Regions from separate parts of the Homo sapiens genome. Here region 2 is linked to region 1. A link is an interaction called in ENCODE POLR2A ChIA-PET data of the cell type or tissue named here. Cell type or tissue: K562. All regions are shown on one strand. Links, peaks and the distances in the headings refer to the core of each region. The heading gives the core; the rest is flanking DNA.

Region 1 (14,632 bases), core at 6,708-11,707:
CTTCCTTCGCGCCCTCTCTCTCACTCTATCATATGCAAACACATGAACAATTAATCTTAACACCTCTCACCCAGCCTCCTCACTCCTACGCCTCCCTTCCCTCCTTCCCCCCTCCTTCCTCTGCCCTCCCCGCCCCTCCCCCTCCATGCCCGGCCACCCTCTTGGCCACTCTCTCGTCCCCTCAGGCCCTCTTGGACACTCTGCCCTCCACCCACTGGGAGCCTCACCCAAGGAAAGTGTGTGGATTATGTCCTGGCCTGGTGCCCAGACAGTTAAGGGGCTCCGCTGAGTGGGTGTTGAGGGAGCCCTGGGCCTCCCTCTTGGTCAGGTCATTTTCTCCCCTCCTTCCCTCACTAGCCAGCAGGTCATGGGACCCAGGCAGGACTCCGCAGTGGTGGTAAGTGCCAGACATGCCTGGGCCTCCTGGAGCAAGCTTATTCTTGAGCTTGGGGGCGTCTCAGGAGAGGTGCTGGGGTCTCGTAATCCCCCTGAAACCATCAGAGCCACTCTGGGAGCTGAATGGGTCTCCCATGTGTCTGGGGCCAGGAGACCTTGTTTCGCCAGTCCTGATGCCCCCACCCAGGCTGCTGAACCTGGACAGGTGTGGGGAGGGGCTTTGGGCACCTGGCTGCTGTCCCTGGATGGGGACCGCTGCAAGGTCCGGGCGGGTGTCTCACACTGGTGCCTGTGGTGTGGTCCATGCCACCTTGATTTAGTTCCTTGGGGTTCAAGGGAGGGTGCAGAGAGTGTGGGAGTGAGCTTCTGTCTAGGGGGTGTCCCACAGGGCCGTACCTGGGCTCCCAGTGGTCTGGAGGTCTCAGAACCATTTCTGCAGGGCCACAGATGCCAGCAGCATGAGGCACAGCAGGACAACACTCTCCTTCCTGCTGAGTGAAGTGAGTAGGGGGTGGGGGTGGCCCAGGCCATGGTGGGGAGATCCCAGAGACCCTCTACTGAGAAATACCCAGAGCTGGCCAGGCGCGGTGGCTCACGCCTGCAATCCTAGCACTTTGGGAGGGCGAAGCAGGCGGATCACTTGAGGTCAGGAGTTCAAGACCAACCTGGCCAACATGGAGAAACCCCGTCTCTACTAGACACACAAAAAACTTAGCTGGGCATGGTGGCTCATGCCTGTAGTCCAGCTACTTGGAGGCTGAGGCAGGAGAATTGCTTGAACCTGGGAGGCGGAGGTTGCAGTGAGTTGAGATCACGCCACTGCACTCCAGCCTGGGAGACAGAGTGAGACTCTGTCCCCACCACCAAAAAAAAAAGAAACACTTAGAGCTGCTCGGGGACCAGCTCACAGGGGCCCACTGAGGCCCAGAGAGGCCACCAGGGAATTGGGGACCTGATCCAACTGTCCAGCCCAGGGCTGTGGCCACTGCTTTTGGGAGCAGGAGATCCCTTGTGCCTGGACACAAGGTTTTGACTCACCCAAGAAAAGGGGACCTGGCTGCCCCCGGGCCTGAGCAGTGGGTCATGAGGTCACAACTTCAGATCACAGCCAGTGCCCCCATTCTGGGAAACTGAGCCAAGAGGAAAACCCTGCGGGGGCTGGATTCAAATCCCAGGCCCATCACCTGAGTGGCTGGTAACCTCTCTAGGACTCAGTGGTTTCTGTTGTTGTTTTGTTTTGTTTTTTAGACAGGGTCTCACTCTGTCGCCCAGGCTGGAGTGCAGTGATGTGATTTTTGCTCTCTGCCATCTCTGCTTCCCGGGTTTAAGTGATTCTCCTCCCTCAGCTTCCCGAGCAGCTGGAGTTACAGGCACAAGCCTTGACGCCCGGCTGATTTTTGTATTTTTAGTAGAGACGGGTTTCTCCATGTTGGCCAGGCTGGTCTTGAACCCCTGATCTTAAGTGACCCACCTGCCTCAGCCTCCCAAAGTGCTGGGATTACAGGCATGAACCACCATACCTGGCCAGAACTCAGCGTTTTTGTGTGTTAAAAAACTGGGCTAACTTTGTGTGGAATGAGGGTGCTCAGGGTGAGCCTCGGGTCTCCTAGGGCAGGCGTAGCTGCATATGCCTTAATGTTTATTTATCCACACTCCAGCCATCTGCAGGAAGAGGAAAGGAAAAGGGTAGTCTGGGCGCGGTGGCTCACGCCTGTAATCTCAGCGCTTTGGGAGGCCGAGGCAGGTGGATCGCTTGAGCCGAGGAGTTCAAGACCATCCTGGGTAACACAGTAAGACCCTATCTCTATTAAAAAAAAAAAAATAGCCAGTCATGGTGGTGTACGCCTGTAGTCCCAGCTACTTGGGAGGCTAAGGTAGGAGGACTGCTTGAGCACGGGAGGTCGAGGCTGCAGTGAACCGTGATCATGCCACTGCACTCCAGGCTGGGTGACAGAGCGAGACTCCATCTCAAAAAAAAAAAAAAAAAAATTAGCCTGGTGTGGTGGCGGGCACCTGTAATCCCAGCTACTTGGGAGGCTGAGGCAGGAGGATCGCTTGAACCCGGAAGGCAGGGGTTGCAGTGAGCCAAGATCACACCACTGCACTGCACTCCAGCCTGGATGACAGAGTAAGACTCTGTCTCAAAAAAAAAAAAAAAAAATTAGCTGGGCATGGTGGCAGGTGCCTGTAATCCCACCTACTCGGGAGGCTGAGGCAGTAGAATCGTTTGAACCTGGGAGGTGAAGTTTGTAGTGAGCTGAGATTGCGCCACTGCACTCCAGCCTGGACAACAGAGCGAGACTCCGTCTCAAAAAATAATGATAATAATAAATAAATAAAGGACCTTCTGATGACCTCTCCCACACTCAGCTCACAGCATCAGTCATTTCACCTGCACATGGGCACCCGCTGTGTGCCAAGCCACATGCTGAGTGTGTAGGACACAGAACTGCAGTGACAGGCCCCAAAATGACAGGGCTCATGAGACAGATGTTAAGGCAAGAAAAAAGAGAAAATGTGGGGTTGGGTGAGTGCTCATGAGACTGCTCGAGCTGGGCAGGAGGGCCTTCTCCGGGAAGTTGACATTTTAGCTGAAGTATGGATGGAAACAAGCAGCTGGCCATTTTAACAGCCGGGGGAAGGGTGTCCCCGGCAGATGGCACAGCACATGCAAAGGCCCCGAGGCAGGTTTAAGGAACAGCAAAGAGGCCAGGCACGGTGGCTCACACATGTAATCCCAGCACTTTGGGAGGCTGAGGCAGGTGGATCACTTGAGGACAGGAGTTTGAGACCAGCCTCGCCAACCTGGAGAAACCCTGTCTCTACTAAAAATACAAAAAATAAGCTGGGTGTTGTGACAGGCACCTGTAATCCTAGCTACCTGGGAGGCTGAGGCAGGAGAATTGCTTGAACCCAGGAGGTGGAGGTTGCAGTGAGCCGAGATTGTGCCACTGCACTCCAGCCTGGGCAACAGAGTGCGACTCTGTCTCAAACAAACAAACAAACAAACAAACAAACAAACAAAAAACCAACAACAGGCTAGGCACAGTGGCTCATGCTTGTAATCCCAGCACTTTGGGAGGCCACAACTGGCGGATCATGAGGTCAAGAGATCGAGACCATCCTGGCCAACATGGTGAAACCCTGTCTCTACTACAAATACAAAAAATTAGCAGTGCATGGTGGCACGCGCCTGCAGTCCCAGCTACTCGGCATGCTGAGGCAGGAAGATCACCTGAACCTGGGAGGCAGAGGTTGCAGTGAGACAATATCGCGCCACTGCACTTCAGCCTGGGTGAAGGAGTGAGACTCCATCTCAACAGAAAATAAAAAAAGAAAGAAAGAAAAAGAAAAAAAAAAAGCTGGTCACTGTGGCTCATGCCTGTAATCCTAGCAGTGTGGGAGGCCAAGGCAGGTGGATCACCTGAGGTTGTGAGTTTGAGACCAGCCTGATCGACATGGAGAAACCCCGTCTCTACTAACAATACAAAATTACCTGGGTGTGGTGGTGCATGACTGTAATCCCAGCTACTCGGGAGGCTGAGGCAGAAGGATCGCTTGAACCCAGGAGGCGGAGGTTGCGGTGAGCCAAGATCGCGTCATTGCACTCCAGCCTGGGTGACAAGAGGGAAGGCCCTGTCTCAAAAAACAAACCAAAACAAACAACAACAACAACAACAACAAAACCCAACAACAACAAAAGGGAGCTCTCAGCTAGGTGTGGTCGCGGTCGCCTGTAATCTCAGAACTTTGGGAGGCTGAGGTGGGAGGATTGCTTTATCCCAGGGGGCCGAGGCTGCAGTGAGCTGTGACTGCGCCACTGCACTCCAGCCTGGGTGACAGAGTGAGACGTCGTCTCAAAAAAAAAAACAAAACAAAACAAAAAGGGGAGGTAGCTCAGGGTCTCCTACGAAGGCCTTCCCCACCCAGGAGCCTCCCATCAGGCCCTCCATCCCCATCCCAGCTTCTTAATGAAGAGGGCAATTAATCAGGAGTAGCAGGGCCAGGTGCAGCAGTTCATGCCTGTAATCCTAGCACTTTAGGCCGAGGTGGGTGGATTACTTGAGGCCAGGAGTTAGAGACCAGCCTGGCCAACAGGGTGAAACCCTGTCTCTACTAAAAATAAAAAAATAAAAAATAAAAAAAAAGATTAGCCTGGCATCGTGGTGGGCGCCTGTAATCCCAGCTACTCAGGAGGCTGAGGTGGGAGAATCACATGAAACAGGGAGTTGGAGGTTGGAGTGAGCCGAGATGGCACCACTGCACTCCAGCCTGGGCAACAGAGTGAGACTTTGTCTCAAAAATAAAAGATAAAAAATCAGGAGTGGTAGGTTGATGTGTGCTGCAGCTGAGACCAGAGGACACCCCACTATACCCCATCCCTAGTCCCTGGGAGCCCCATCCTTACCCCATTCCACTCCAGATGGGGGAGGGATAGCTGGCTGGGTCCCAGGAATCAGGGCTCTTGGGAGCACCCCCGCATCTGACCAACAGCCAGATGCTGGCAACTGCCCCCAGACCTGTTAGGTCTGTTTCACCTTCAGTTGAGCCAGGTCCCCCATAATTCCAGATCCAAACATTCAGCTGCCTCTGCTGGCTCCATCTGGGACTCATGTGATGCTCCAGCGAAATTGGAACCCACCCAAAGCCTGGTGCTTCCCCCAATTTTCCCCATGCAAGTAATGGCAGCCCCATTCCCCAGGTAACTGTGTGACTCCTGGCTTTCTGAAAAACAAGTAATCATGCTTAATAATCACCAGTCACCACCGGATGTGGTGGCTCACGCCTGTAATCTTAGCAATTTGGGAGGCCTAGGTGGGTGGATCCCGTGAGGTCAGGAGTTCGAGACCAGCCTGGCCAACATGGTGAAATCCTGTCTCTACTAAAAAATACAATTAATTGGGCATGGTGGTGGGCACCTGTAATCCCAGCTACTCGGGAGGCTGAGGCAGGAGAATTGCTTGAAAATGGGAGGCAGAGGTTGCAGGTTGCAGTGAGACTGTGCCATTACACTACAGCCTGGGCAACAAGAGCGAAACTCTGTCTCGAAAGAAAAAAAAAGTCACCAGTCACCCTTGAATCTTCTCTTTCTCACACCCCGTGGCTATGGCCTGTCTTTCAGCCCCCAAAACATATCTCAGATCCACTCACAGGCCCCGCTCTGGTCCATATCACCTGGCCACTGCTCTAGCCTCTGCCCCAGGGATAGGCCCTGCTCTCCAAATTGGCCACAGCAGGCTTCCTGTGATCCCCAAGTAGATCACATTCCTCAAAACCTCAACATTCTCCCAGAATCAAATCCTAAGTCCTCACCCAGCCCCTGAAGCAATGAACTTCCCTCCACCCTGGCCCTTGGCTCCCAATTCCCTTTTTTTTTTTTTTTTTTGAGGTGAAAGTCTTGCTCTGTGGCCCAGGCTAGAGTGCAGTGGTGCGATCTTGGCTCACTGAAACCTCCACCTCCCTGGTTCAAGCAATTCCCTTACGTCAGCCTCCCAAGTAGCTGGGATTACTGCCCCATGCCACCATGCCTGGCTATTTTTTTTTGTATTTTTAGTAGAGACAGGGTGTCACCATGCTGGCCAGGTTGGTCTTGAACTCCTGAACTCAGGCAATCTGCCCACCTCAGCCTCCCAAAATGCTGGGATTACAGGTGTGAGCCACTGTGCCTGGCTTTTTTTTTTTTTTTTTTTTTTTTTGAGATGGAGTCTCCCTTTGTTGCCCAGGCCAGAGTGCAACAGTGCAACCTCGGCTTACTGCAGCCTCCGCCTCTCGGGCATAAACAATTATCTTCCCTCAGCCTACCGAGTAGCTGGGCTTACAGGCACACAACACCACACCCAGGTAATTTTTGTATTTTTATAGAGACAAGGGTTTCACTATGTTGGCCAGGCTGGTCTTGAATTACTGACCTCAGGTGATCTGCCTGCCTCGGCCTCCCAAAGTGCTGGGATTACAGGCGTGAGCCACAGTGCCTGGCTTACCAATTCCCATTTCTTAAACCTACCAACTTGTTGCCACCTCCGGGCCTTCGCAGGTGCTGTTCCTTCTGCCTGGTATGCTGTTCCCCTATCTTTCTCCTGGCCAGCTCTTTCTCCTCTTTCAGGCCTCGGCTCAAAGCCACCTCCTCAGAAAATTCCCTAACTCACCCCAGCAATGTGATCCACTCCCTCATTCCCAGACCCTTGTCCAGTTTTCTTTTCTTCCTAACACGAGGTGAATTATTTTTTTGCATTTGTTCAATGAATACGTGAACAAATAGGAATGTGTGCAGGGAGTTCTCCCATCTGGAACCTTGTTTTCCCAGCAGGAAAATGGGCAGACAAGCCCAGCGCCATGGCTCAAGCCTGGAATCCCAGCACTTTGGGAGGCTGAGGTTTGTGGATCGCTTGAGCCCAGGATTTCAAGACCAGCCTGGGCAGCATAGTGAGATCCTGTCTCTACAAAAAATACAAAAATTAGCTGGGAGTTGTGGTGTGTGACTGTAGTCTCAGCTACCTGGGAGGCTGTGGTGGGAGGATCCTTGAGCTTAGGAGGTCGAGGCTGCAGTGAGTTAAGACTGCACCACTGCACGCTCCAGCCTGGGTGACAGAGAAAGACCCTGTCTTGGCCGGGCGCGGTGGCTCACGCCTGTAATCCCAGCACTTTGGGAGGCCGAGGCGGGCAGATCATGAGGTCAGGAGATCGAGACCATCCCAGCTAACACGGTGAGACCCCGTCTCTACTAAAAATACAAAAAAATTAGCCGGGCATGGTGGCGGGTGCCTGTAATCCCGGCTACTTGGGAAGCTGAGGCCGGAGAATGGTGTGAAACTAGGAGGCGGAGCTTGCAGTGAGCCGAGATCGCGCCACTGCACTCCAGCCTGGGCGACAGAGCGAGACTCCATCTCAAAAAAAAAAAAAAAAAAAAAAAAAAAAACAAGAGAAGAAAAAAGAAAGAAAGAAAAGAAAAAAGAAAATGAGCAGCTGACATCTCAGGGGCCTCCCATCTGGGAGATGCTAACTGTCCCCACACACCCCACCCTCTTCATTCCCGACACACCCTCCCAGCTACCAGGAACTCTCCCGAGGGAGGCCTCTTGTAGAGCACTTGCATTTCTGCCTTAAATTTCAGGTGCCCCTGGGAAAGGGTGGGGACAAGTTGTGCTCAAATGCGGGGAACAGTCCTAGAAGGATGAGATCTGAGCGTGGCTCAAGCCCCCAGCTGTGTGACTCCCAGCAAGCAGGTCATTTTCTCTCCAAGCTTTGATGTCTTCCTCCACAACACGAGTCAGAGGGCCCTCCACTCATAGGCAAGGAAATGAGCTATGTTGCATCCCTTACACACACAGAAGTTCAAGTTCAACTCACATCCGTTCTCCGCACCCTCTTCCTCCCACCCCACTTTGCCCTGGCTCTGGTCCTGATTAGCAGCATGGTCTTGGACCTCAGTTTCCCCATTTTTTTTTGAGACGTAGTCTCGCTCTGTTGCCAGGCTGGAGTGCAGTGGCATGATCTCGGCTCACTGCAACCTCTGCCTCCCAGGTTCAAGCGATTCTCCTGCCTCAGCCTGCTGAGTAGCTGGGACTACAGGTGCGCACCACCAGGCACAGCTAACTTTTTTGTATTTTCAGTACAGATGGGGTTTCAGCATGTTGGCCGGGCTGGTCTCGATCTCTTGATCTTGTGATCCATCCACCTCGGCTTCCCAAAGTGCTGGGATTATAGGCATGAGCCACCGTGCCCAGCCCCGTTTTTTTTTTTTTTTTTGACAGAGTTTCCCTCTGTAAGCCGGGCTGAAGAGCAGTGGCACAATCATAGCTCACTGCAGTCTCAACCTCCTGGGCTCAAACAATCCTCCTGCCTCAGCCTCCTTGGGAGCTGAAACTACAGGCACATGTACCACCACACCTGGCTAATTTATAAAATGTTTTGTAGCGACGGGGTGCCCAGGCTGGTTTTGAACTCACTTTTGGCCTCAACCTCCCAAAGTGCTGGGACTACAGACATGAGCCACCATGCCTGGCAGTTTCCCAGCTTTTTTATTTTTATTTTTACTTTTTTATTTTTTGAGATGGGGACTATGTGTCTGTAGTCCCAGCTACTCGGGAGGCTGAGGCAGGAGAATCACTTGAACCCAGGAGGCAGAGGTTGCAGTGAGCAGAGACCACACCATTGCACTCCAGCCTGAGTGCTGTTGCCCAGATCTGTTGCCCAGATCTTTCCACTGCAACCTCTACCCCCTGGGTTCAAGCAATTCTGCTTCCTCAGCGTCCCAAGTAGCTGGGATTACAGGTGCAAAGCGCCATGCTCGGCTAATTTTTGTATTTTTAGTAGAGACAGGGTTTTGCCATGTTGGTCAGGCTGGTCTCAAACTCCTGACCCTAAGCGATCCGCCTGCCTCAGCCTCCCAAAGTGCTGGGATTACAGGCGTGAGCCACCGCGCCTGGCCAGTTTCCCAGTTTTAATGCTCAGTCTGGTGGTGGAGATAGGCTCATTGGTGAGGCTCAGGAGGACAGTAGGGGAAGACTGGGCCATCTCTTTGAACCCCACCTCTCCCATCTCCACATTTGTCTTCACTGATCGCCTTACCCCAAAGCTGTGAGTTCCAGTTTTGTGCCCCATTCTGGGGTCAGCACCGCGGACAGCACACAGCCTGTGTCTGGCGCACGTGGGTCCCATTGTTTTATCATCAACACCTCTGAGGGATCCGTACCCCTTTCGCCTCCATTTCCCAGATGGGCAAACTGAGGCCGCTTGCCCTGGACCACGTGGCCTGGATTGAACCCAGATCTGTTGCGCTGAAGAGCTCACACTCCCAACGCATCCGTTCAGACTGATTCTGCCTGTTCTTAAAATGTATCCAGCATTTACCCAGAGCCTGCTTGGAAACAGCATCTCATTTAGTTTCTCCCATTCAGTCCTTCCTTCAAGGAACTCGGCACTGAAGCTCAGAATTGCTTTTATTTATGAATTGCAACCTTGGGCTCTAGTTACTTAACCTCTGAGCCTTCATTTCCTCCTTTGTTAAATGGAAATAATGGTGCTAAATGGCTTCATTATACCTTCATGAGCCCATCCATGTACTATTGGAACGGCATTTATACAGGGTGATTGTGCAGAAAATGTTAGCCATTAGTACTATCGTTATTATTCATTTGCTTATTTACTGCATGTTTTATTGTTTTACTTTTTTTTTTTTTTTGAGACAGGGTCTTGCTCTGTCACCCAGGCTGGAGTGCAGTGGTGTGGTCTCCACTCACTGCAGCCTCCGCCTCCCGGGTTCAAGTGATTCTCCTGCCTCAGCCTCCTGAGTAGCTGGGACTACAGGCGTGTGCCACCACACCTGGCTAATTTTCGTATTTTTAGTAGAGATGGGGTTTCCCTATGTTGGCCAGGCTGGTGTCGAATTCCTGACCTTGTGATCCACCTGCCTTGGCCTCCCAAAGTATTGGGATTACAGGCATGAGCCATTGTGCTGGGCCCTACTTTTATATTTTAATAAATAATATATTGGAATCTCAAATGTAAGAAAAAATATACAATAGAATATCACTATGGTGCATAGCATTATAATAAATAGCATTATATAGCATATAATATGTTATAAAAATAAACATACTGTTTTATTTATTTTTATTTTTAGAGACAGGGTCTCGGCCGGGCGCAGTGGCTCACACCTGTAATTCCCACACTTTGGGAGGCCAAGGTGGGCAGATCACTTGAGGTCAGGAGTTCGAGACCAGCCTGGCCAACGTGGTGAAAACCCCTCTCTACTAAAAATACCAAAAAATTAGCCAGGCGTGGTGGTGGGCACCTGTAATCCCAGCTACTCAGGAGGCTGAGGCAGGAGAATCACTTGAACCTGGGAGATGGAAGTTGCAGTAAGGCGAGATTGTGCCACTGCACTCCGATGTGGTTGAAAGAGCGAGACTCCATCTCGAAAAAAAAAAAAAAGAGAGAGAGAGAGATACAGGGGGTCTCACTCTGTCACCCAAGCTAAAGTACAGTGGCATGATCTTGGCTCACTACAGCCTTGACCTTCTGGGCTGAAGCAGTCCTCCCACCTCAGCCTCCTGAGTAGCTGGGGTTACAGGCATACACCACGATGCCTGGCTAATTTTGTTTATTTTTTGTAGAGCTAGTGTCTCACTATTTTACTCAGGCTGGTCTAGAACTCCTGGGGTCAAACCACCCTTTCAAAGTGTTGGGATTATGGGCATGAGCCACCGTGCCCTACTGAGCATGCTATTATTAGTTAATAAATAAATATTTCTGCAATGTGTACTGTGGACCAGGCACTTTTTTTTTTTTTTTTTTTTTGAGATGGAGTCTCGCTCTGTCACTCAGGCTGGAGTGCAGTGGCCCGATCTCAGCTCACTGCAAGCTCCACCTCCCGGGTTCACACTATTCTCCTGCCTCAGCCTCTTGAGTAGTTGGGACTACAGGCGCCCGCCACCACGCCCGGCTAATTTTTTTGTATTTTTAGTCGAGACAGGGTCTCACCATGTTAGCCAGGATGGTATTGATCTCCTGACCTCGTGATCCGCCTGCCTCAGCCTCCCAAAGTGCTGGGATTACAGGCGTGAGCCACTGGGCCTGGCTGGACCAGGCACTATTTATTTATTTATATTTTTTATTTTTGAGATGGAATTTCACTCTTGTTGCCCAGGCTGGAGTGCAATGGCATAATCTCGGCTCACTGCAACCTCCGCCTCCCAGGTTCAAGCGATTCTTCTGCTTCAGCCTCCCGAGTAGCTGGAATTACAGGCATGCACCACCACGCCTGGCTAATGTTGTATTTTTAGTAGAGGTGGGGTTTCTCCATGTTGGTCAGGCTGGTCTCAAACTCCCGACCTCAGGTGATCCTCCCGCCTTGGCCTCCCAAAGTGCTGGGATTACAGGCACGAGCCACAGCGCCTGGCCTGGACCAGGCACTATTTATATCCCCCCACGTTTGAGATCCCTACTTCACAGATGAGGAAACTGAGGCTCAGAGAGGTAAATTCACTCAGGAGAGTAGGACTGAGATACAGCTCTCTGGGCCAGTCCAGGTGTCTGGGTGAGGGCACTTCAGGGTCCTAGAGAGGTCCCATGACCAAGAACTTGCTCATGTCTTTCTGGTTTCTTCCAGTGGTTCTGGGAGTTGGTGGATTCTGGCTTGGCCCCTGTGAGCCCCCTTGGTGGTGGTATCATCCGGAGAGGCTTCTCGGGTACCCCATTGCTGCCATCGCTGCCGAGCCGCCTTGTGTTGCCTGGAGAGGTCGAGCCCAGTACCCATGTGGTGTTCACCATTGAGGCTTAAGGGACAGAGAAAAGACAGCGTGGTCCCAGATAGGTGAGAAGGCTGATGGGGATTAAAGGGGCCGGCCCCAGGAGAGGAAGAGCAGTTCGTCCATCTGAACCCTTCTTGACCTTATCCAGAAAGCATTTATTAAGTTAGCACCCACTGTGTGCCAGGCCCTGTACTTGGCACACAGTGGGCACACAGCCATGCACAAGGAGGTGCCCACAGGCTGATGGTGGAGACAGATCATACCAGGCAGAGACAGGACAAAGTAATCATGCTGTGATGGAGAAGAACAGAGGAGCCCAGAGGAGGCTCCTGACCTCACATCGAGGGGGCTCAGGGAGGACTACCTGGAAGAAGTGGCATTTAAACTTAACCTGAGGGCCTGGTTGTGGTGGCTGATGCCTGTAATCCCAGCACTTTGGGAGGCTGAGGCCGGTCCATCACTTGAGATCGGGAGTTCGAGACCAGCCTGGTCAACATGGTGAAACCCTGTCTCTAGTAAAAATACAAAAATTAGTTGTGGGGTGCACCTGTAGTCCCAGCTACTCAGGAGCAGAATTGTTTGAACCTGGGAGGTGGAGGTTGCAGTGAGCCGAGGTTGCACCACTGCACTCCAACCTGGGTGACAGAGCAAGACACCATCTTAAAAAAATAAAAACAGGCCGGGTGCAGTGGCTCACTCCTGTAATCCCAGCACTTTGGGAGGCCAAGGTGGGTGGATCACGAGGTCAGGAGATCGAGACCATCCTGGCTAACATGGTGAAACTCCGTCTCTACTAAAAATACAAAAAAATTAGCCAGGCGTAGTGGCGGGTGCCTGTAGTCCCAGCTACTCAGGAGGCTGAGGCAGGAGAATGGCGTGAACCCGGGAGGCAGAGCTTGCAGTGAGCTGAGATCACACCACTGCACTCCAGCCTGGGCGACTCCATCTAAAAACAAAACAAAACAAACAAACAAACAAAAAACAGTAAAACAAATCCTTAGCCTGAGGGATGAAGAGAAGTCAACCAGTGGGAGTGCGGGGAAGGGCATTCCAAGCAGAAGGAACAGAATGTATAAAGCCTCAGACTCAAGAGGATCAGGTGTGTCAGGAGCTGAAAACAGATCAGTGTGGCTGGAGGGTGGGAGGGGAGCCCCGGGAAGTAGGCAGGAGCTGAAACCACACACCAGACCTCATGGGGTGCCCTGGAGAGTGAGAGGTGTGTCTTCCGGAGAGAGAGTTGGTCAATATTGGCATTAAAAAATTCCCTGTGGTTGCTGTTGTGGAGCACTGACTGTCAGGGATAGGAGTGGAAGGAGACCAAGGAGACTAGGAAGGAGGCTTGGGCAGTGTCTGGGCAGGAGATACTGGTGCTTGGACCAGGGTGGGAGCCATGGGCTGGAGAGAAGTGAGGAGCTTTGGATGACATTTACAAAGTAGACACAACACCAGGGCTGGGCATGGTGGCTCACGCCTGTAATCCCAGCACTTTTGGAGGCCAAGACGGGTGGATCACCTGAGGTCAGGAGATCGAGTCCAGCCTGGACAACATGGTGAAACTGCGTCTCTACTAAAAATACAAAAATTAGCTGGGTGTGGTGGCGGGTGCTTGTAATCCCAGCTACTTGGGAGACTGAGGCAGGATAATCACTTGAACCTGGGAGGCAGAGGTCGCAGTGAGCCAAGATCGCACCATTACACTCCAGCCTGGGTAACACAGTGAGACTCCGTCTCAAACAAACAAACAAACTAGACACACCAGTTGTTGGTGGATGCTAGCAGGAGCTGGGGAGAGGGGGCACTGGTATGCACAGCTCCTGGTCTCAGACCCTTTACATCTGGCATCACTTTTAGTCCTTGCAATGATGCCAAGAGTTGGAGACACCATTATTATTCCTCTTTTCCAGAATATTTTAAAAAAAGACTTTGGGAGGGGAAGTGACAGAGCCAGCCAGTGACCATGTCCCTCACCATTGAGCCAAGTTGTCTCCCACAGTCAGTTCTTGGGAGTGGTGGGGGGGTGGAGAACAGGGACTGAACCACCCAAGCATAGAACAGAGAGGGAGTCATTTGTCATGCGTCACACAGCAAGACATGATGGTACTGGGGCTTGAATTCAGTCTGTCTGACATCCTGGCCCAAATGTTTTCCTTTTCTCCAACCTGGGGACATGGCTGGGGTCACTGGGAGATGGTCTCCATGGGAAAGACCTTGTTGAGTGCTTCTGAGACTTCCAAAAACATCGGGGCTCTTCTCAAATCTGATGCAGCAAGAGGCACCCTAATGGCCTTAAATGCCTCCCTGCCCAAGCCCAGAGCCCACAGGAGGCCTCCACCAAGTCATGACCCTGGGAGTACAAAATCTCACCTCTTTCTGCACCACACTCACCCGCCCAGCCCTGCTGCTGTTCATGCCTACTTCAGTTAACCATGATGGAAAATGTTCTTACCCATCCTTGCACTTCCCAGGAAATTACCCCTGAGACTAAGACGCCTGGTGGGTGGAGACTTGAGTTTCCAGAACTGGGAGGGAGGGGCAGGCCTGGGGTTTGAGGGCAGGAATCGTGGCTGTGAGGTGGGGCCTGGGCCTTTCTCAGGGCGAATGAGATCCTGCCATTTCCGCTGAGGGTCTGTGTGTTGGTGTGGCTTTAAAAGCACGAGAGTCTCAGAGATACTCCTCCTGCCTGTCCTGAGCTTCCACAAAAGGTGGGTTTTCTGCCAGTCCTCCCCCAACTCAGCTGCAGCATGGCTTTGGGGTGGGGAGGGTCTTAGAAGCAGAACTAGGATGTTTCTTAGAGAGACCTGACTTCCCCTCTTTGCCCATCCCTACTGGTAGCTGTTTGGAGCTCTGGCCAGAGGTAGCCTCTGTGTGCCCATCCCAGACATGGGAGCCCCCTCACAGCCTTGCCAATTTCCCTGTCCTTCTCATATCCCTGCCTGGCATGGGTGGGGGTTTTAGGGCTCCAAAGAGACCCCTTCTGGGGCTGA
Region 2 (14,052 bases), core at 3,594-8,593, 100 kb after region 1:
GATGGAAAAACTGAGGCTCAGGGGCCAGGCTACCAAGCTGCGTTTTTGCTGTTGACTAGAAAGTCCTGCCTGGGGCCCAGGCCTAAAGCAGAGTGGAGCATTTTTTGATCAGATCATAAAAAAAGTAGGGAATGTAAGTTAAGCTCGTGAGGTTATAAAATAACATCCAGGGCCAGGTGCGGTGGTTCATGCCTTTAATCCCAGGACTTTGGGAGGCTGAGGCAGGCGGATCGCTTGAGGACAGGAGTTTGAGACCAGCCTGGGCAACATGGTGAAACCTGGTCGCTACTAAAAATACAAAAATTAGCCGGGTGTGGTGGCGCGCACCTGTAATCCCAGCTACTCGGGAGGCTGAGGCAGGAGAATCGCTTGAACCCAGAAGGTGGAGGTTGCAGTGAGCTGAGATTGCACTATTGCACTCCAGCCTGGGCAACAGAGCAAGACTCCATCTCAATAAATAAATAAATAAGTAAATAAACTAAAATGGTACCTGTATTCACAAGGTGGAATAGACCCAAATGTGCATCAAAGATGGGTGGATAAACAATGTGTTCCATCCATATGATGGAATATTACTCAGCCATAAAAAGGAAGCAAGCACTGGTCCACACTGCAGTAGGGATGAGCCTTGAGTACGTGATGCTGAGTAAGAGAAGCCAGACCCAAAAGGCCACATAGTGTGAATTGCATTGATATGAAATGCCCAGAACAGGCAAATCCATAAAGATGGAAGCTGAAGGAGGACAAATGGGGAGTGGTTGCTAATGGGTACAAATTTTTGGGGGAATCAAACATTTGAGAGCTAGATAGAGGTGATGGTTGCACAACATTATGAATGTGCTGAATGCCACGAAATTGTACACTTTATTATTATCATTATTTTTTGAGACAGAGTCTCGCTCTGTCGCCCAGGCTGGAGTGCAGCGCTGTGATCTCAGCTTACTGCAGCCTCCACCTCTGGGGGTTCAGGCAATACTCTTGCCTCAGCCTCCCGAGTAGCTGGGGTTACAGGCACCCACCACCGCCTGGCTAATTTTTGTATTTTTAGTAGAGACAGGGCTTCACCATGTTAGTCAGGCTGGTCTTGAACTCCTGACCTCAAGTGATCCGCCTGCCTCGGAAATTGCCTTAAAATGGCTAAAACAGGCCGGGCACGGTGGCTCACGCCTGTAATCCCAGCACTTTGGGAGGCCGAGGCAGGTGGATCACGAGGTCAGGAGATCGAGACCATCCTGGCTAACACGGTGAAACCCCGTCTCTACTGAAAATACAAAAAATTAGCCGGGCGTGGTGGCGGGCACCTGTAATCCCAGCTACTTGGGAGGCTGAGGCAGGAGAATGGCGTGAACCCGGGAGGCGGAGCTTGCAGTGAGCAGAGATCACGCCACTGCACTCCAGCCTGGGCAAAAGAGCGAGACTCTGTCTCAAAAAAAAAAAAAGAAAAAAAAAAAATGGCTAAAACAAAAGCAAATTAAAACAACAAAACAAAATAAAAAAATACAAGGCCGGGTGCGATGGCTCATGCCTGTAATCCCAGCGCTTTAGGAGGCCGAGGCGGGCAGATCATGAGGTCAAGAGTTTGAGACCAGCCTGGCCAACATGGTGAAACACCATCTCTACTGAAAATACAAAAAAATTTGACCAGGTGTGGTGGCTCATGCCTGTAATCCCAGCACTTTGGGAGGCTGAGGCAGGAGGATAGCCTGAGGTCAGGAGTTTGAGACCAGCCTGGCCAACATGGTGAAACCCCATCTCTATTAAAAATACAAAAATTAGCTGGGCGTGACGGCATGCGCCTGTAATCCCAGCTACTCGGCAGGCTGAGGCAGGAGAATCGCTTGAACCTGGAAGGCAGAGGTTGCGGTGAGCCGAGACTGCGCCATTGCACTCCAGCCTGGGCAACAGAGCGAGACTCCATCTCAAACAAAACAAAACAAAAAACCAATACAATTCCTAGCACTTTGGGAGGCTGAGGTGGGAGGATCACTTGAGTTCAGGAGTTGGAGACCAGCCTGGGCAGCATAGCAAGACCTCATCTCTACAGAACAAAACAAAGCAAAATCAAAAAACAGATACGAAAGCAAACAGACATCATGCAATGTTTTCTGAGCAGTGGCTCCCCTCGGGACCCGGGCCCACCTTGCTGAACCGGTGGGAGCAGGAGGAGAACTGGGGGATCTCTGTGGACGATTCTTCATCATTGGTCTCGTCGTCCTCGGAGCCCAGATGGCGGTAACGTTCCGAACGTGCTGTGGGAGGGAGAGGCACATGCAGCACGCCTGATGCCCAGAGATGATCTCAAGGGCGGTGTGGCAATACGGGGAGGGCATCTCAGGATAGGGTCACTGCCAGGGCAAAGGCTCTGAGGTGGGACAGTGCCTGGTGTGTTTAAGGACCACGGGAGGCTTGGGCGGCAGAGCAGATATCTGGGGATCAACACCAGCTGTGTCCCTAAAAAGTTGTGGGGCCGGGTGCGGTGGCTCACGCCTGTAATCCCAGCACTTTGAGAGGCCAAGGTGGGTGGCTCACTTGAGGTCAGGAGTTTGAGACCAGCCTGGCCAACATGGTGAAACCCCATCTCTACTACAAATACAAATATTAGCTGGGCAGTAGTGGTAAGCGCCTGTAATCCCAGCTACTTGGGAGGCTGAGGCAGGAGAATCGCTTGAACCCGGGAGGCAGAGGTTGTGGTGAGTCGAAATCGCACCACTGCACTCCAGCCTGGGTGACAGAGCAAGACTCCATCTCAAAAAATAAATAATTAAAAAGTTGTGGGACCAATTAGCCAAGCATGGTGGCAGGCACCTGTAATCCCGACTACTCGGGAGGCTGAGGCAGATAATTGCTTGAAACCGGGAGGTAGAAGTTCCAGTAAGCCGAGATCGCGCCACTGCACTCCAGCCTGGGCGACAGAGTGAGACTCCGTCTCAAAAAAAAAAAAAACAGGTTGTGGGACCAGGGGCGGGAATTCCTATTTCTGAGCTTCAGTGATTCCTTGAAATGGGTCACACAGAATTAGGTAAAATTGCGCATCTTTTTTTTTTTTTTTTTTTTTCAGGCAGTTTTGCTCTTGTTGCGCAAGCTGGAGTGCAATAGTGCCATCTCAGCTCACTGCAACCTCCACCTCCTGGGTTCAAGCAATTCTCGTGCCTCAGCCTCCCAAATAGCTGGGATTACAGGCATGTACCACCATGCCTGCCTAATTTTTTGTATTTTTAGTAGAGATGGGGTTTCTCCATGTTGGTCAGGCAGCCTGGTCTCGAACTCCTGACCTCAGGTGATCTGCCCACCTCAGCCTCCCAAAGTTCTGGGATTAAAGGCTTGAGCCACTGCGCCTGGCCAAAATTGTGCATCTCCAACATAAAGGATGTTCCTCATTTTACAGAAGAGGAAACAGAAGCTCAGAGAAGACCTCTGACATGAAGCAAGTTCTGAAGGAGGTGCTGGACACTGAAGGGCAGGAACCCCAAGTGGGGAGAGAGAGAGTCATTCCTCAGAGCTCACCTACAGTGCCCCTGCAGGGACGCCTCCAAAAAAGCTGCACTAGGCGCCCTACCCTCCTGGGTAACAGATGGGGCCCCATGCCTGGTCAGGGACGGACACCCAGGAGGCCCAACTTGCTGGGGAACCCCAGACAAGGGTCTGCCACACTTGGTGCCTTGGTTTCTCCTTCTGAAGCCTGAGGGATGCTGTGGCCTCCTGAGCCCAGACACACAGGAAATCCAGCCAGGGGGCGGCCGACACACGCCCTAGATTCTTGGAAGGCTCAGGAAGTCGGAAGCTCCAGGCCTAAGGTGAGGTGCCAAGCTCGGGTGGAATGCCTGGCACACAGCCCTCTGCCCCCAGGGACTGAGGGATGGCAGAGCACCCCCCGCCCCCCCTCCAGGGGGATCCCTCCTTACTGTCAAAGTAGCTGGTATCATCCTCAGCTTCGAGCTGGGGCACGAACTCGGCTTTGTGTCGGAGAAGCCCTGCCCAGTCCAGGGCCAGGAAAAAGGGGTGCTGCTTCACTTCGTGGGTGCCACCTGCAGATATGCCCCGCTGAGCCCTGCAGGTCCTCACCTCACCCGCCACAGGATGCCCCCCTACCCCCACTGCCCATGCTGGACACATAGTAGGGACAACACAGAACCAGAAAAATGGGCCGGGCGCAGTGGCTCACACCTGTAATCCCAGCACTTTGGGAGGCCAAGAAGGGAGGATCACCTGAGGTCAGGAGTTCGAGACCAGTCTGGCCAGCATGGCAAAACCCCATCTCTTCTAAAAACACAAAAATTAGCCGGGTGTGGTGGCTGGTGCCTGTATTCCCAGCTACTCGGGAGGCTGAGGCAAGAGAATCGCTCGAACCTGGGAGGTGGAGATTGCAGCAGTGAGCTGAGATAGCACCACTGCACTCCAACCTGGGCAACAAAGCAAGACTCTGTCTCAAAAAACAACAACAACAACAACAACAAAGAACCAGAAAAATGGGAACAAAAATCCGCTGTCATTTAGGAGCCTGGAGAGGGACGAAGCCAGGATTCAAACCCAGGCCAGCAGCCAGGCATGGTGGCTCATGCCTGTAATGCCAGCACTTTGGGAGGCTGAGGCGGGCAGATCACTTGAGGTCAGGAGTTTGAGACCAGCCTGGGCAACATGGTGAAATTTCGTCTCAATTTCGTCTCTACCAAAAGTATAAAAATTAGCCGGGCATGATGGCACATGCCTGTGGTTCCGGCTACTCGGGAGGCTGAGGTGGGAGGATCGCTTGAGCCTGGGAGGCGGAGGTTGCAGTGAGCCAAGATTGTGCAACTCCACTCCAGCCTGAGTGACAGAGTGAGATCTAATCTCAAAAAAATAAAAAAGCACCCAGGCTGCCCAGGTTCCAAAGATTCTGCCCTTCTCTCTGCTGCCATCTGGGACCACACCGCCTAGAGAAAGCCCAGAGCCTTACGAGGGCCTCCTTCCCGGGCTTCTCCCACTTCTGCTCCACAGAGCAGGTGATGATCCCCGACCTTGGACCCAACCGTCTCCCATAGCAAAGCCTCAGTCATGAACAGGAGCCATAGTGGCCACGTGATGGGTGGCTGCATGAGTCTCAAACGGTCCCTTAATGATTAACCAGGTGGCTGGGAAAACTGGGACAGTGGGATCTTCTGGGCTGGGCCTTTGACACAGGTCCTGGTGACTTTACAGCCTCACACACTTATTCAGGCTCAGTGCTCCATATGGGCACCAGACCCAGCTACTTTCTATTCTTTCCAAGGTCTTGTGATAGTTCCTGGAGAACTCCTGTGCATCCTTCAAAACCCTAGCTGCAAACCCCCTCCTCCATGCAGCTTCCCAAGTAGAACTCTTGTCTACCCCGGGCGCTATCCCTCCATTCCCTGGGTCCCAGGGCCTGAAGGAGCCACCCACCTGGGTTCTCCCCCACACTACATACCAGTGCCCAGACGGTCCAGCGGGCTCTGCCGGAGCAACCTGGTGATGAGGTCCTGGGCGTCTGCTGGAAGGGCCTCATCTCCCTCTGGCCACATGATCTCATCTAAAATGAGGGAGGGAGGTAAAATGAGGGAGGGAGGGAGAAGGCAGGGTACCCCTTTCTAGTACCATCCACCATTTCCCCTCACTTCACTGTACTCCAAGCCACTGGCCTCCTCTGCCCCTGCAACGTGGCAGGCTTGGTACCCACTGACAGCCTTTGCCACAGCTGTGCCCTATGCTCAGAGCCACCTTTCTCTTTTCTGTCTCTATGGCTTTCTCTCATTCTCAGGTTCTTGCAGGTCTCTGCTCACATGTCACTTCTTTTTTTTATTTTTTGAGATGGAGTCTCGCTCTGTCACCCAGGCTGGAGTGCAGTGGCACAATCTCAGCTCACTGCAACCTCTGCCTCCTGGGTTCAAGTGATTCTCTTGCCTCAGCCTCCCAAGTAGCTGGGATTACAGGTGCCCGCCACCATGCTCGGCTAATTTTTGTATTTTTAGTAGAGATGGGGTTTCACCATGTTGTCCAGGCTGGTCTTAAACTCCTGACCTTATATGATCCTCCCGCCTCAGCCTCCCAAAGTGCTGGAATTACAGGTGTTTGCCACTGTGCCCAGCCTCACAAGTCACTTCAGTGAAGCCTCTGTGACCCTATAATTAATCCAGCCACCCGCCTCACTCAGCACCCCACCGCCTCCCCACCTGGCATCCAACTCCCTCCCCTCTTCCTGCTTCTCTCCCTGACATGCGGGTGGAGGACCGCTGCCCAGAGCTCTGGTGGGGCTGCAGCTCAAACCCAGGCCCGTGGAGGAAACGCACCGCTGACCACCTGACCGAAGAGTTCCTCGGGGGTATCTCCAAAGAAAGGCACGCAGCCCACCAGAAACTCATAGAGGACGACGCCCATGGCCCACCAGTCCACTGGCTTCCCATAGCCCTGGCGGAAGATCACCTCGGGGGCTATGTACTCCGGCGTCCCACACACCTGGGCCAGGGAGAACGGGGAAACTGAGGCCAGCCCCCAGCCCAAGAGAGGTCCCAGGAGAGAGGAGGAGGCATCCCGGGGCTGCCCACCCACCTGCCCGCCCACCTGCTTGTCGATGAACTCTCGGGCGTCCTTCTCGATGTGGCCCTCATAGAGGTTGGTGGCCATGCTCATGAGGCCGATCTTGGACAGGCCGAAGTCCGTGAGCTTGATGTGGCCAAGCGAGGTGATGAGCAGACTGTGGGCAGGTTAGGAGTGTGCTCAGAGCTGGGGGGCTGGGGTGCCTGGCCTCCCCTTCTGCCCTAGACCTTGGCTCCGCCTGAGATGGGCAGAGCTCTGCCTCCAACTCCTGGGCCCTAGCGATCCTCCTGCTCAGCCTCCCAAGTAGCTGGAACTACAGGTGCACACCACCACACCCAGCTAAGGTTTTTTTTGTAGACATAAGGTCTTGCTATGTTGCCCAGGCTGGTCTTGAATTGCTGGCCTCAAGCAATCCTCCCACCTTTGAAAGTGCTGGCATGACAGGTGTGAGCCAGCATGCCTGGTCTCTACTGTGTGTGCGTATATGTGTGTGTGTGTATATATATATATATTTTTTTAGTGTACTTTTAGTAGAGACGGGGTTTTGCCGTGTTGGTCAGGCTGGTCTTGAACTCCTGATCTCAGGTAGTTCACCTGCCTCGGCCTCCCAAAGTGCCGGCACAGAATTGTTTCTTTACAGAGCTGGAGCAAACAGGAGGTACTGACTACATAGTTCATTAAATGATGGTTATACACAGTGAATTCTCTGGAATGTATTTTTAAGTGGCAGATGCACCCAGAAGGTGCACGGAAATGCGACTTCATACAGCTGGTGCATAAGACACTATGATGTAGCAAAACATTTATATATTTAAGTCCATAGGAAAACCTAAACAGCAGTATATACTGTACTTGCGTGAGAGTTTTAAAAATGAGTTCATTTGCCGGGCGCAGTGGCTCACAACTGTAATCCCAGCACTTTGGGAGGCCGAAGCCGGCAGATCACCTGAGGTCGGGAGTTCAAAACCAGCCTGACCAACATGGTGAAACCCCGTCTCTACTAAAAATACAAAAATTATCTGGGCGTGGTGGCGCATGCCTGTAATCCCAGCTAATTGGAAGGCTGAGGCAGGAGAATCGCTTGAACCAGGGACTCTGAGGTTGCAGTGAGCCGAGATCGCACCACTGCACTCCAGCCTGGCGACAGAGTGAGACCCCGTCTCAAAAAAAAAAAAAAAAAAAAAAATTAGCTGGGCGTAGTGGTGGCGCATGCCTGTAATCCCAGCTACTCGGGAAGCTGAGGCAGGAATATTGCTTGAACCCGGTAGGCGGAGGTTGCAGTGAGCCAAGACTGCGCCACTGTACTCCAGCCCGGGCGACAAAGACTGTCCCTGTCTCAAAAAATAAATAAATAAATAAAGATAAAGTGTTCTGGGCCAGGTACACAGTCATTGCCTAATAACTGTTCTTCTGCCTATTTTGTATACACCTGGTGCCTAACAAGTACATGCCAACCAAGAAAATGTGATATAGAAACCCAACGTTAGTGTGTAAGGAGTTATTCATGCTTCTGAGTTCCTTAGAGCATCGAGCACAGGCCCAAGTATACAGCAGGTGCCACATACATGTCTGTTTTCTAAGCCACTTGCCAACTGCAAAATGCCCTGAAAACATGCGAGGCGCTTTTTTTTTTTTTTAAGATGGAGTCTCGCTCTGTCGCCCAGGCTTGGGTGCAGTGGCACGATCTTGGCTCATTGCAACCTCCGCCGGGTTCAAGAGATTCTCCTGCCTCAGCCTCCTGAGTAGCTGGGACTACAAGTGCGCGCTACCACTCCCAGCTGATTTTTGTATTTTTAGTAGAGACAAGGTTTCACTATGTTGGCCAGGCTGGGCTTGAACTCCTGACCTCAGGTGATCCGCCCGCCTTGGCCTCCCAAAGTGCTGGGATTACAGGTGTGAGCCACCAAGCCTGGCCTACATGCAAGGCTCTTAACACTCATGTTCACATCTCCACACATGTATGTGAGAAATGTCAGTTCTTGCCTCGTATCTCGAGGACACCTGACAAACAGGCATTCCTTTTTCCCTGCACACAGCAGGCGCTCAATAAATGCAGAGGAGAAAATAATACAGGGGTTTCAAAGCAGGTGGCCCTGTGTCTCCCAGTTGCCCACAGAGGGTCTGGCATGCAGTAGGTGCTTACCACCTACCAGAATAAAATAAACATCCTAAGGCTCTCAGTAAACACGTTCTCTTCCTTGCTTTCCTGCACTAATATACAGCAGGTGCTCAAGACATGCACGGTCACTGTCTTTACATGTAAGGTCTCGCAAATTGCATAATCCTGTTCTGTGTGTGTAGTTGGTGTCTTATAAGTGCATGTTCTCTCCCCTTGTGCAGCAGCAGCTCTGGGTGCGCAGCCCCTTCTCCTGTATACAGTGTGTGCATCCTAAGTGCACATCCTCTCCCCTGGATTGGCAGCACCTCCATAAGTGCACCGGCCTTCCCCTGCATACAGCAGACGCCTATTAAGTGTCTGCTCTCCTCTCCTCTGTACACACAAGATGTTCACCATGCGCTCATTCCCTGCCTTCCTGTCAGGAGGTACCAACAGAGCTCAGACAGATGGGGCTCCTGAAGGGTCCCGGGATGCACCTCAGAGGCTCTGCCCTGATCCTCTTTGGCCCCGCCCCTGATCCTCTCTGGCCCCGCCCTCCGCGAGGCCCCGCTCATGCTAGCTCAGCTCACTTGTCTGGTTTGAGGTCACGGTGCACGATGCCATAGTTATGCAGGTACTCCAGCGCCAACACCGTCTCGGCGAAGTACAGGCGGGCCATGTCCACGGGCAGCGGGCCCATGTTCTTCAGGAGCGTGGCGCAGTCGCCGCCTGGGAGAAGGGCGGATGTAGTCATGAGGCCCGGGGCACCCCCGCCCCCCGCCCGCCCCTTAGGTTATGCCCAATGCCTATGCATCCTCCTCGCTTTACCTCCTGCAAAAGGTCCCCAGTTTGTTCTATCTCAGCGGGGAGGGTCGGGGGAGAGGGAAGGGGCGGACCCTACCTTCATTTATTTTTAATTTTTTAATTTTTTCTTCTTTTTGAGAGAGAGTCTCGCTCTGTCGCCAGGCTGGAGTGCAGTGGCGCGATCTCGGCTCACTGCAACCTCCGCCTCCCGGGTTCAAGCGAGTCTCCTGCCCCAGCCTCCAGAGTAGCTGGGATTACAGGCGCACACCACCACACCCAGCTAATTTTTGTATTCTTAGTAGAGATGGGGCTTCACTATGTTGGTCAGGATGGTCTCGATCTCTTGACCTCGTGATCCACCAGCCTTGGCCTCCCAAAGTGCTGAGATTACAGGCGTTGGCCACCGCGCCTGGCCTATTTTTTAAATTTTTATTTATTTTTTTGAGACAGAGTCTCACTCTGTTGCCCGCTCTGTTGCCCAGGCTAGAGTGCAGTGGCGCAGTCTCGGCTCACTGCAAGCTCCGCCTCTAGAGTTCAAGCGAATCTCCTGCTTCAGCCTCCCGAGTAGCTGGGACTATAGGCGTGAATGGGGGTTTCGCCATGTTGCTTAGGCTGGTCTCGAAGTCCTGACCTCAAGCGATCAGCCCACTTCGGCCTCCCAAAGTGCTGGGACTACAGGCGTGAGCCAGCGCGCCAAGCTGAGACCCTGCCTTCTGATTCTCCCCGACAGGGCAGCAATTAGTGCTGTATACAGCTGGTGTCTCCTAAGTGCATGTTCGCTCTCTCGCCTGGCAGTACTTTGGTAATAGTACTTTACCTGCCTGAACCATACATCTCCCTGCCTTCACTTCTGGTCTCCAGGCCTCTGCCCATCAGTTCCCCCCACCTAGGATGGCCACCCTCCTCTTGCCTCCAGGGTCCCATCCTCACACACTCCTGTCTGGGCTCCTCCAGCCCTAAACCCCCATGGCTGGGCTCCCTACCCCAGACTGGGGTTCCTGAGGGTTCCCCAAAGCAGGGTGAGACCTCATGGAGGACAGAACAGACCTCAACTTGGTCTAAAAATTTTCTCCCAGGCGTGGAGGGGTGAGCTCCCCATCGCTGGAGGCATGCAAGCCCCAGTGAGCGTACCTTCCACGTATTCCATGACCATACATAGGTGGCGCCGGGTCTCAAAGGAGCAGAACATGCTGACCACAAAGGGGTTCTCGGCAAAGGTGAGAATGTCACGCTCCACAAAGACCTGCTGGATCTGGTTACGCAGGATCAAGTTCTGTTTGTTGATCTTCTTGATGGCAAAGCGCTGCCGTGTGTCACGGTGCCGCACCAGGTAGACGGCCCTGGGGACAGAGGGCCAGGCTTGCTGGGACCGGAGATCGAGGCCCCAGCAGGCACTACAGCTCAACTTGAGCCCAGATCCCAACCTGCCTGGCCTTTGCCTGTGCTGTGCCCTCCACCTGGGCCACCCATTCTCCTTACCTGTTCCCCCTCCCAGAGCAGCCACCTTTGGGTTTAAGCCACCATGGCTGGGGGCCATATAAATGGGCTGCACATGGCCCTTGTATATTGGCCTCTAGGTTGTATGTTTCTTTTATTTTTATTTTATCTTATGTTTTTTGAGATAGCGCCTCACTCTGTTGCCCAGGCTGGAGCACAGTCATGAGATCACGGCTCACTATAGTCTTTACCACCCCCCCGGCTCAAATGATCCTCCCACAACAGAACCTGGCTAATGTTTAAATTTTTTGTAGAGATGGGGTCTCGCTATGTTGTGGAGGCTAGTCTCAAACTCCTGGCCTCAAGTGACCCTCCCACTTCGGGCTCCCAAAGTGCTGGGATTATAGGCGAGAGCCACTGCACCTGGCTGCTTGTGTATTTCTTTCTTTCTTTCTTTCCTTTTTTTTTTTTTTTGAGATGGTCTCACTGTGTCACCCAGGCTGGAGTGCAGTGGGGTGATCTCGGCTCACTGCAACCTCTGCCTCCTGGGTTCAGGTGATCCTCCAACTTCAGCCTCCCAAGTAGCTGGAATTACAGGCATGTGCCATTACGCCCAGTTAATTATTCTATTTTTAGTATTGATGGAGTTTTGCCATGTTGCCCAGGCTGGTCTCGAACTCCTGGCCTCAAGCGATCCTCCTACCTTGGCCTCCCAAAGTGCCTCCGCACCTGGTCTAGCTCTTTTAAAAGACCGCTAGCACCAAACTCAAAGTTTTACACATCCGTTTGTTTTACACACAGACCAAGTAAGCAAAATTTTAGCCACTGAGAGCCTGTCTGCTTTGCAGACTCGTGAAACTGCACCATCTCTGAGCCATGGATAAGATGAACTTTGTGGATTTCAAGACCCTAAGCTGCTACCACCCTGCAGGGAGTCTCTGACCCAGAGATTGAGTGCCCATGCTGTTGAACAACATCACCTAGACATGTAAGCCCCCTCTCTGATCCCCCTCTGCCCGGGGAGTTCCCTTGCCGGCCTCTCCCTCTTGATGGTGACTCCTGGAACCTCAGCCTCCAAAAGGCTTATGCTATGAGGGACTTCCCTTGTATGCAAGCCTGCCATTCAAAGCAGCACCTAAATAAAGCTCACTGCGTGCTACTCCCACTGGGTGGGCATCTATTTCCTTGATCAGCCCCCAAGCCCCTAGAACGCCCTACACCTGGGGCAGGTAAAGGCCTGGCTCGTGGACAGAGCACACATGAGGCTGTAACCTCGCTATGGCGTGTCTCCACTTCCCCCTCCAGTCCTCAGGTGCCTTCTCTGCCCATTCAAGGATGAATGTGTGAGCCCTGCTGGGGTAGGAGGGGGATGCAGGAGCTGCCTGGGCCTCAACCATCCCCTCAGGCATCTGTGAAATGGGTCTATGCAGGACTCAGGGACTCACCCATAGGCTCCGTTGCTAATGAGTTTGATGGTCTCAAAGTCGCTTTCGCATGGCTTCCTCCGTGACTGGCCGACCAGGGCGCGGCTCTAGGGGATGGGAAGGGCTTAGGGTCCTGCCCCGCTGCAGAGCTGGGAAGGCTTCTCCTGCCCCCAAGCCCAAACCACTGGTCCTGGTGCCCGATGCTACCTCCTCCCCTGTCCAAACTTCTCCAACTCAGCTTCTGACTTTCTGTACTTTTTTGCTCACAGCTGTGCCCTCCTCCTGGGAAATTCTTACACGTCCTGCAAAACTCACCTGTCCAGTGCCCCTCCAGCACTGCCCCCACCCGACTTCCAAGGCAGGGCAGTCCCACGTGCCGTCACCTTGCCTCCAAAGTCACCGATGCTAATTAAGCTACATGCAAGACCTCGGCAAACCCAGCCCTTTCTGCGGGTGCCTGGTCCACTCTGGAAAGAACAAGATGAGCGGGGGTCCCCCAGCCTCTGCTACTCACCTCTGGGGACTCAGGTGCTGGGGGCTGTTCTTCTTCGAGGTGACTCAGTGGCACCATCTCTGCAAGATGAGGGAGGAGGCTCAGCTGGAGCCTCCCTGCCTCACCCTGCATCACCCAGCAATTTCCTGAGGCCTCTAGAGTTCTCACCCCAGGCTGGGGATGCAGTGCCTCCCCTGACCAGCTCTCATGACACTGTCATGAAGCCACATCCGGGAGGCTGGATGAAGCAATGACTTAGGAACCTTCTAGAAGGGCCAGTGGGCTGCCCTGGCTCTGAAGTGCTCAGTCATGATCAAACTTAGGCTCTGAGCCTTGAGCCTGTGAAGACGGGATGAGACACAGGCCCCCTGGGTGTCAGCTCCTAACATCTTCCTCAGCTCAGGGTGCAGCCCAGGTGGAGGGTCCAATATGTTCTTGCCCCAGGCCTTGGCAGAGGGGCAGCCCCTAGCGAATGCCTGGCAAACATGGTCCAGCCACAGACCACATGTGATCTGGCCTTAGGTACACCTGGGTTTGATTCCCTGCTCAGCCTTATCTGCCTGGAGCCTCAGTTTCCTCAGCTTTATTTTTTATTAGTATGATTATTTAATTTATTTATTTGACATGGAGTCTCGCTCTGTCACCCAGGCTGGAGTGCAGTGGTGTGATCTCAGCTCACTGCAACCTCCACCTCTTGGGTTCAAGTGCTTCTCCTGTCTCAGCCTCCCAAGTAGACGGGATTACAGGCGTGTGCCACCATGCCCAGCTAATTTTTGTATTTGTATTTTTATTTTTTGAGACGCAGTCTCACTCTGTCGCCCAGGCTGGAGTGCAGTGGCGAGATCTTGGCTCACTGCAACCTCCACCACCTGAGTTGAAGAGATTCTCCTGCCTCAGCCTCCCGAGTGGCTGGGATTACAGGCGCCTGCCACCACACCTGGCTAACTTTTGTATTTTTAGTAGAGATGGGGTTTCACCACATTGGCCAGGCTGGTCTTGAACTCCTGACCTCAGGTAATCCGCCTGCCTCGGCCTCCCAAAGTGCTGGGATTACAGGTATAAGCCACTACGCCCAGCCTAATTTTTGTATTTTTAGTAGAGACAGGGTTTCACCATGTTGGCCAGGCTCGTCTCAAACTCCTGACCTCAGGTGATCTGCCCGCCTTGGCCTCCCAAAGTGCTGGGATTACAGGCGTGAGCCACCGCACCCGGCCAAGTATGATTATTTCAGAGACAGGCTCTTGCTCTGTCACCCAGGCTGGAGTGCA

Evidence for each region. ChIA-PET counts read pairs that join two places held together with the same protein. Peaks named below come from ENCODE experiments on the same cell type or tissue, not always from the same donor. Only the 100,000 strongest peaks of a DNase experiment are listed, where the experiment ranks them.
Region 2: POLR2A ChIA-PET joins it to region 1 with 5 read pairs; 4 of 35 experiments call an interaction of 5 or more read pairs at or near these places.

The regions. Positions count from the first base shown.
Region 1 is chr19:18,233,936-18,248,567 of GRCh38, reverse strand. It overlaps a transcript of PDE4C not described here. Among named protein-coding and RNA genes, the nearest start is that of CIST1, 14 kb to the left of the region's middle. RefSeq lists an enhancer at 1-227. In K562, for the core only: no CTCF peak of the experiment used is centred there; a DNase peak (open chromatin) is centred at 9,038; H3K27me3 peaks cover 2,398 bases.
Region 2 is chr19:18,127,212-18,141,263 of GRCh38, reverse strand. It overlaps MAST3 (microtubule associated serine/threonine kinase 3), which reads right to left. Exons shown (of 28, transcript NM_001393504.1): 12 at 12,806-12,864; 13 at 12,313-12,398; 14 at 10,562-10,770; 15 at 9,217-9,355; 16 at 6,553-6,685; 17 at 6,282-6,447; 18 at 5,423-5,524; 19 at 3,903-4,025; 20 at 2,140-2,249. It overlaps LOC124904650 (a long non-coding RNA gene), which reads left to right. Exons shown (of 3, transcript XR_007067153.1): 3 at 2,114-2,175. Among named protein-coding and RNA genes, the nearest start is that of PIK3R2, 19 kb to the left of the region's middle. In K562, for the core only: no CTCF peak of the experiment used is centred there; no DNase peak of the experiment used is centred there.